Regions from separate parts of the Homo sapiens genome. Here region 1 is linked to region 2. The links are chromatin contacts, found by Hi-C or POLR2A ChIA-PET in ENCODE. All regions are on one chromosome and are shown on one strand. The core of a region is the stretch at or near the end of the contact, and the rest is flanking DNA. Distances in the headings are between cores, read along the strand shown. Region 1 overlaps RBPMS2 (RNA binding protein, mRNA processing factor 2). Region 2 holds the start of ANKDD1A (ankyrin repeat and death domain containing 1A).

Region 1 (3,396 bases), core at 91-2,590, 170 kb after region 2:
ATGAGAACACTGAGACCCAAAGAAGTCAAACAAAAATGTATGAGGCTCATTCTTTTCCTCCTCCTCCACAGAATTAGGAATTCCGTGCTGTGTCAGTAAAGGGGAAGGGCGGGTTGCTGGCACCACTGCCCCCAGCTGCCAGGGCTCCCACCAGTATAGTGGCCCATTTGGATTGGGCTGATTGGGGTATGAGACGCCTGCGTGACTTTCCTTCGCTGGAACCTGTGTCCTGCAGAGGAGGCACATCAGGCAGTGCACTCCCACTTGCCGGATAGAGAAACTGATGCTTAAAGGTGAGTAACTGGCCCAAAATGTGCCAGCCAATCAGTGACAGAACCAGGACTCCAGCGGGGACACCGATGGCCATGGTTACCTGGCTTCCTGTTGAGGGAAGGGATGCACAGCTGGCTCCTGACGTTGGCTTCTCTTGCAGGTGCGCTGGTACCCTTCCTCTGACACCACCCAGCAAGGATGGAAGTACCGTCAGTTCTGTTAGTTTTTCAGTAAGTGTTGGCCCCAGAGGCCCAGGACAAGTGTCCTAGACTCCGGCTCCCTGAAGGGCCGTAGTTCCTCCCTCTGCCCCGGGTCTCAAGAGCTTAGCCGAGCCCAGAGCAGGCCTGGCTTTAGCTCTAGTCCCACGCCTCTGCTCACGGCCGCCTCTCTCCCTCCCTCCAGGTCTGGTCACCGGGGAGGTGGTTCTGGTAATCTGTGGTGGTGCCGGGACAGGCGCCCCGAGTTCCCACTGCCCCCGGGCGGCCTGCACAGAGCTGCTGCCCTCCAGAGACTGTGAATCCCAAGCCTGACTCAGTGGACTGCTTCCTGTTCCCCTCCCTCCTCTTCCTCACCTTGTTCTGCACCCTCAAGCCTTTCTCCAATGCCTCCCAGGAGGATTTGGGGACTTTCTCCCTGGGGCGCCCAGATCCAGCTCGGAGGCCTCACTGGGACCTGGCAAGGCCTGACCTCCCGCCCAAACTTGCTTCTGTAGCTCCCCCTCGAGGAAGTGAGGTGTTTAATTTTGCATGTTTTCTGGCATGAATTAAGACACTTATACTTGTATATATGAGTGTACAGTTTGTTCTCACACTGTCACCATAGCGACAGGTCCTGGCTCCCAGTGGTTCATCCTGCCTGCCCCTCTCTCCTCGCCCCGCCCCTGCACCCACCCCGCTTCAGGGAGGCCCAAGTTCCGTGGCCCCACACGCTTCCAGGCTCAGCTCCCACCTCCACCCAACAGATAGATGGGGTTTGCTTTTTCATTTCACATGGGGCTCCTCCGCTCCTGCCTTCTCGGATGGGCCAACAGTCGTAAGAAAGCCCTCTCTGCCCGTTCTGTTCACCTCTCCACAGCGCACCCCGCCCGCCGCTGCTCCTCATTCTTTCCAAACCTCGAAACCAACCAAAACGTGAGAAGTATTTTTGTACCCTGTGTAACAAAATATTTATGCATCATAAAGGATTTTTCATGTGCGTACCATTAATTATTAAAGCGACCTCGTTCGCCCTGTCAGATAAGTTTAATGTTTAGTTTGAGGCATGAAGAAGAAAAGGGTTTCCATTCTTCAGCAGTACGCCTTTGTGTCTGGCATTTGTTTAAGAAAATGAAATGAAGGAAACACTGTGCAATGTTTTTTGTTTTGAGCATATCAGTGCTTTACTGTCAGCCGCAGCTGTGACCGTCTGGCCATTTCAGACTTGGGAGATGAGGCGGCTGTTGTCATTGCTGATCCTGTGAGAATGTGAAACTGGATAATATATGAAATGCAAAATAAAACAAAACCAAAATGACTGCTCTCGGCCTTTGCTTCCCCCTTCCGTGGACGCAGACTGCCATTGGGAAGGCAGAGCCAGAGAGATGTGGAGTCGGGGGAAGGAAGTGAAGTGGGCCTGGCCCGCTGGCAGCTGGCTTGTGACTGTAAAGGTGGTGGGGGAGGACCTTGGAGCTCACTTAGCCTCTCCTGCCTCCCTGGTTTGTAAGCTGGGGAAACAAAGTCCAGGGTAAGTGACTTGCCTAAGGGCCTGGCAGTTGTGGCTTTACTTCCTCAGTTTCCAGGCTGTCAGGGTAGGGAGAGACTCCCTACACCAAGAGCAGGCCCCCAGGTGGGACCTTCCTGGGGGAAGGCGGTGATATACTCGGCTTAACCATTTACGGCCTGTGGTCTTTTTGAGTCTCGCTCTGGTAAAAGAGGACTGAGGTTTGGGCTGTTGGGCTCTGCCAGGTGGTGTCTGTCCTTGGCGTGCCTCTTGTGAGGCTGTGCTGGAGGGAAGGCTAGGACCTGGAATCTTGCCCAGAAGGGGTTAACCTCATCCACCCTGTAGTCTATGGGCTGCAACTCTGATTCCTGGAGCGGGAGCAAATGGGTGTGAGGCTCAGGGAAGCTGTGCAGTGCCAAGAGCCCAGGCTGGCCTGGGCCAGGTGTCAGGATGCCCGTCATGACCCTCAGTCTTACCTTTTGTGACTTGGGGTCTCGGGTTCCTTGTCTGTGAAGAGGTTGCTTGAAATCCTTTCAGACTCTTACTGGAGGGCTGGTGTGCTGAACTCAGGGTTTAACTGTTTGTTTTTTCATCCACTCCTGGGAGAGCTGCTCTGCACCGCACCGCACCTCAGACCCAAAGCCGTGCCTGGAAAGGGAGGACAGCAGAGGCCCCGGAACCCCCCTCCCAATAGGTGTTGCTCCAGCCTTGCTCTAAGCAAAACTAAAGTGGCTGTGGCTGGCTCTGGTCACTTCCTCACTTGCACCTCAGGTCACCGCTCCCCGCCTTACCCCGTCTCCTGAATCCCAGTCCTGCACAGGTCGGCTTGGGTCTAAGATGTCAGTGCTGGTGAATGCGTCAGCTGGCGACCCAGGTGCTCTGAGGGAGGAGGAGGAGGAGCCTGGCCAGGACCAGGCCCTGCAGGTAACCCTGGGTGTCTGTGGGCGAGTTACCTGGACCTCAGAGGGTGGCTGTGTTCGTGCCCAGAGGAGTCCGGGGTTACTCGTCTCCCGCGCTGTGCCCCTTGCCTCGCTGCAGTATCGGACCAGCTGGCAAGGCCGCCCAGCCTTCAGCCCCTGCCTGTGCTGGTGGGAAAGCTGCTCTGTGTCCTATGGCCCCCACCCAGGGCCAAGCCGAGGGCTGACCTACTTCATCTGTGTCAAGAACCAGTGGGTCTTCCTGAGGTCGTGAATTATTTAGCGAAGGTGCCTGGGCCTTTCTGAGAGGGGCTAAGAAAGCTGCTCTATAATTTAAAGCCCCTGCGCCTGCGGCTTCCCTGGGGGGCCTCCTTCACGCTTTAGCGAGCAGGGCCCAGGCCTGGGTCTGAGTGGAGGAGGAGCCGGGGAAGGAGGAGCCCTGCAGCCATTCCAGAGGGCACTCTCAGCTGGACTGGGGGCTTTTCTCAGTGTAGGGCCTCTGCAGAAA
Region 2 (3,509 bases), core at 240-2,739:
CCAAGGCAAAGGGTCAAATTCTGGTAGCCAAAGAGAGCTGCCACTTCAGATGTGAGCTTACAGAGGCCTGGGTTCTAGTACCTTCCCTGCCACTTTCCAGCAGCAGGATCCTGGGCTAGTCACATCCCCCTTGTAGGTCTGTTTCTTCCATTGTAAAACTGGGGGAGGGTGAAGAAAGAGATCTGTATAGGTCCCTTCCTGTCTGGCACCCTCTATCTTATGTGCAGCTTAGGGGGATTGGCCTGGTTTGTATTGGCAAACAGCCAGGAGTTCCAATGGGAAGCCAGCAGACACTGCATAGGGTCAGGCCAGAGAAGGTTAAGTTAGAATGAAATCAAGTCCAGTCTCATCTCTTCCATCCACCTCCCATCCGGCACCCTCTTTCTGGCCACATCCAATACCCACTGAGCTACCTGAGCCTTTGCCCATGCTGGGTCTTTGTCCAGAATTCTCTGCCACACACCCCAATGCTCCATTGGTACACATTCTTCGCAGGCCCACTCAAGTGATCCTCCGCCCCAGGCAGAACCATGTACCTAATCTTGATTGAGCATTCCCACCCCCAACACATCCCTCAGCTGAGTAGATGCAGTGTGCCAGCATTTTGGACACTATAGGTCTCAAAGGAATCCAGTGAGCTGCACTATGCGCTTTTGAGGGAAAGCCCCGGGATTCAGCTGTCAGGATTCAGCCAGGGCTGCAGGATCAAGGACTCACAGTGCAGACACCGACACAATCTTTCTCTCCCCTCTCCCAGACGGTGCAGCCAAAGCTGCCCCAGGCCAGCTGATGCCCACACAGACGCTGCTGCCCGGCCTAGAGGCCCTGGCACTGGGCGCACTCCTTGAGGGAGGTTCGGAGGTGCCCTCATTCCACCTGTGGCCAGTCAGGCTCCTCTCCTCTGAGTGCGTGCCCCATCTGATGCGGTCTCCACTCGCTATCCAGCCCCAGCATTCCGGGTGAGCTGGGCCCTTCAGCACTTCTACCACTCAATGGCTGTGTGACCTTGAACAACTCATTTGAACACCCTGTGCCTCAGTTTCTCATCTGCGAAATGAAGATAACATAATGTCCTACCCATATGGCCGCAGCGAAGATCAAATGACGTGCCTCTCCTGGGTCAAGGCCTGGCACACAAAGTACAGCACGCAGTCAAGGATCGCTATTACCTTTATTATTTGTAGCTAACCTCTCAGCCGCTGCTCCCCGCTCACCTGGCGGGTGTGGTCCCCGAGTCCCAGACGCACTGGCAAGGTCCCCTCGGCCCAGTGCGCGGACCGGTAACCATTCCGCTCGGAGCCACACAGACGCCCCACACGGAGGTGGCCGTTCGGAGGGCGCCAACCTCACCCCTGGCACTCCCCAAACGGATGCGGGGGTCCTCTCGGCCTCGGCCCGCCCCCCTCCCTCCTCCAGGCAGACTCACGGCCGTCGGTCTCCCACGCCAGCTCCTCCTGCATCCTGCCGCTCCGCAGCCCCTGCGCGCGCTGGTGCCCGGGCGCGAGGCGCGCGTCCGCCGGGGCGGGGCCCGGGGAGCCGAGAGGACGGGGCGGTCGCTCCTCCAGACTCCACGCCCCGCCTGCTAGGAGCGCAGCTGCCCCGGCCACCCCAGTCCCGGACCAGGACGCAGGTCCCTCCTCCTGCTCTCTTAACCTGCCCACCCCTCCGCGCCCGAGGCCGGCGGGTCGGGGCCACGCCGAGTTCCGCAGGTGTCCCTGACCCAGTCTCCTCCCCGGGAGTTCGCCCAGCCTCCCCGGCCCTGGAGATAGATGCGCACAAGGCATCTGGCAGGCTCATCCTCCTCGCGCCTCTCGGGACTCGGGGAGGAGGGCTGAGCCTTGGGCCCGCCGCCTCAGGCGCAGAAAGTCAAACCCCAAAGATGTGAGCTGGCGTTTAAGGGACCACAACCTCAGCAGGTCTGCAAGCATATGAAGAGATGGTCGGATTTATCAGTGTTCAGAAAGATTTATCAGGCCCATAAAGGGACATGTAGGAGGATGTTGGTTGCTGTGTTGCTGTGGTTGCTGGGAGTTGGAGACAATCTAAGCGCCCTTTCTTGTAAGAGCAGATGGATAAACTGTGCAGCACTCAAAGCAAGGGACCCGCTGTATTCGTGGCAATATGGATTTAAACACCTAGTGCTAGGCAGAAAAAGTAAATAACCAAACCAAATAAGACCTAGGAAACAATATCAATAAAAATATTACAAATGCATTTACATCAAACAACACAGACTTGCAAAGACACATAGAAACAAAAAGATACACATTAAATACACCAGAATGGGTTGCACTTCAGACCCTTGGGGGATGTCCATGTCCTTTTTGCCTTAAAGGCATTTACAGCTTCTTTGAATTTAGGGATAATGGGGTCTCAGGCATCTCTATCCCAAGGCAAGAAGCCAGCAAAGCCATGATAGGTGTAGTTACTACTACTTTGGGGATCAAAGGAGGAAGAGCATCTTTCAGTCATTAGTCCTTAGAATATAGTTCAAGAAGGCTTCCTGAAGAAGGAGGTATTTGGAATGGCCTTTGAAAAATAACATAATGATAACAGCTAACAATTAATGAGCCCTGAGCCAACCCCTCAAAATGGTCTCAAAATAACAATTCCAACATAATAATCAAAGATATGATTTTTTTTTTTCTGAGACAGAGTCTCACTCTTTCGCCCAGGCTGGAGTACAGTGGTATGATCTCGGCTCACTGCAACCTCTGCCTCCTGGGTTCAAGCAGTTCTCCTGCCTCAGCCTCCCATGTAGCTAGGATTACAGGCACTCGCCCCCACACCTGGATAATTTTGTATTTTTAGTAGAGATGGGGTTTCACTATGTTGGTCAGGCTGGTGTTGAACTCCTGACCTCAGGTGATCCACCTACCTTGGCCTCCCAAAGTGTTGGGATTACAGGTGTGAGCCACTGCGCCGCACCCCCCCCTTTTTGTTTTTGTTTTTTTTTTAAGACAGAGTCTCACTGTGTTGCCCAAGCTGGAGTGCAGTAGCGTAATCTCAGCTCACTGCAACCTCTGCCTCCCAGGTTCAAGCGATTCTCATGCCTAAACCTCCCAAGTAGCTGGGACTACAGGTGTGTGCCACCACACGCGGCTGATTTTTGTATTTTTAGTAGAGACGGGGGTTTCACCATGTTGGCCAGGCTGGCCTCGAACTCCTGACCTCAGGTGATCTACCCACCTAGGTCTCCCAAAGTGCTTGGCCACCACGCCTAGCCAAAGATATTATTCCTGAAAACAGTTTAAATGTTTTTTGTAAAGCTTTTGTCACATGTACATCCCACTAGGGGCATAGTGTCACGTTACTGTTTTAGTCACTTGGAATAGTTCTTTATGTGGTTATGCCACCAACTCAACATGCATGGTTTATTTATTTTGTTTTGCTTTTGTTTTTTGATATTTTTAAATGTTAATTTTGCTTTACAATTATGTAAAGTATTTACATGTTTCAAAGTTAAGTCTCTGAAGGTTGTCATAGTCAGCTGTGGTGATGGATGAAGA

Evidence for each region. A loop is a pair of places that touch in the nucleus more often than their neighbours do. ChIA-PET counts read pairs that join two places held with the same protein, here RNA polymerase II (POLR2A). Pooled maps may share reads with other maps.
Region 1: a loop to region 2 is called in a map of heart left ventricle, with 6 times the contacts of the local background. The contact joins the enhancer-like site here to the promoter of ANKDD1A in region 2. A Hi-C loop is called at or near these places in 113 of 168 maps with a recorded cell type or tissue (A673, B cell, CD14-positive monocyte and 64 more), 37 of 37 single-sample maps with no recorded cell type and 48 of 50 pooled maps. POLR2A ChIA-PET finds 5 or more read pairs at or near these places in 14 of 52 experiments (CD4-positive, alpha-beta memory T cell, CD8-positive, alpha-beta T cell, GM12878 and 10 more).

Annotation. Positions count from the first base shown.
Region 1 is chr15:64,738,280-64,741,675 of GRCh38, reverse strand. RBPMS2 (RNA binding protein, mRNA processing factor 2) reads left to right here. Exons shown (of 8, transcript NM_194272.3): 7 at 434-503; 8 at 676-1,785. The coding sequence ends at 496. Among named protein-coding and RNA genes, the nearest start is that of MIR1272, 23 kb to the left of the region's middle. Within about 2 kb of position 1,340, at least 11 of the 41 ENCODE cell types and tissues checked have a DNase peak (open chromatin) inside an H3K27ac peak, as active enhancers do; they include heart left ventricle, left lung, left ventricle myocardium inferior and 7 more, where a contact is called at or near this core.
Region 2 is chr15:64,909,882-64,913,390 of GRCh38, reverse strand. ANKDD1A (ankyrin repeat and death domain containing 1A) reads right to left here and starts at 1,489. Exons shown (of 15, transcript NM_182703.6): 1 at 1,427-1,489. The coding sequence starts at 1,460. RefSeq lists an enhancer at 734-1,277 and silencers at 1,464-1,643, 1,844-1,893, 1,967-2,261.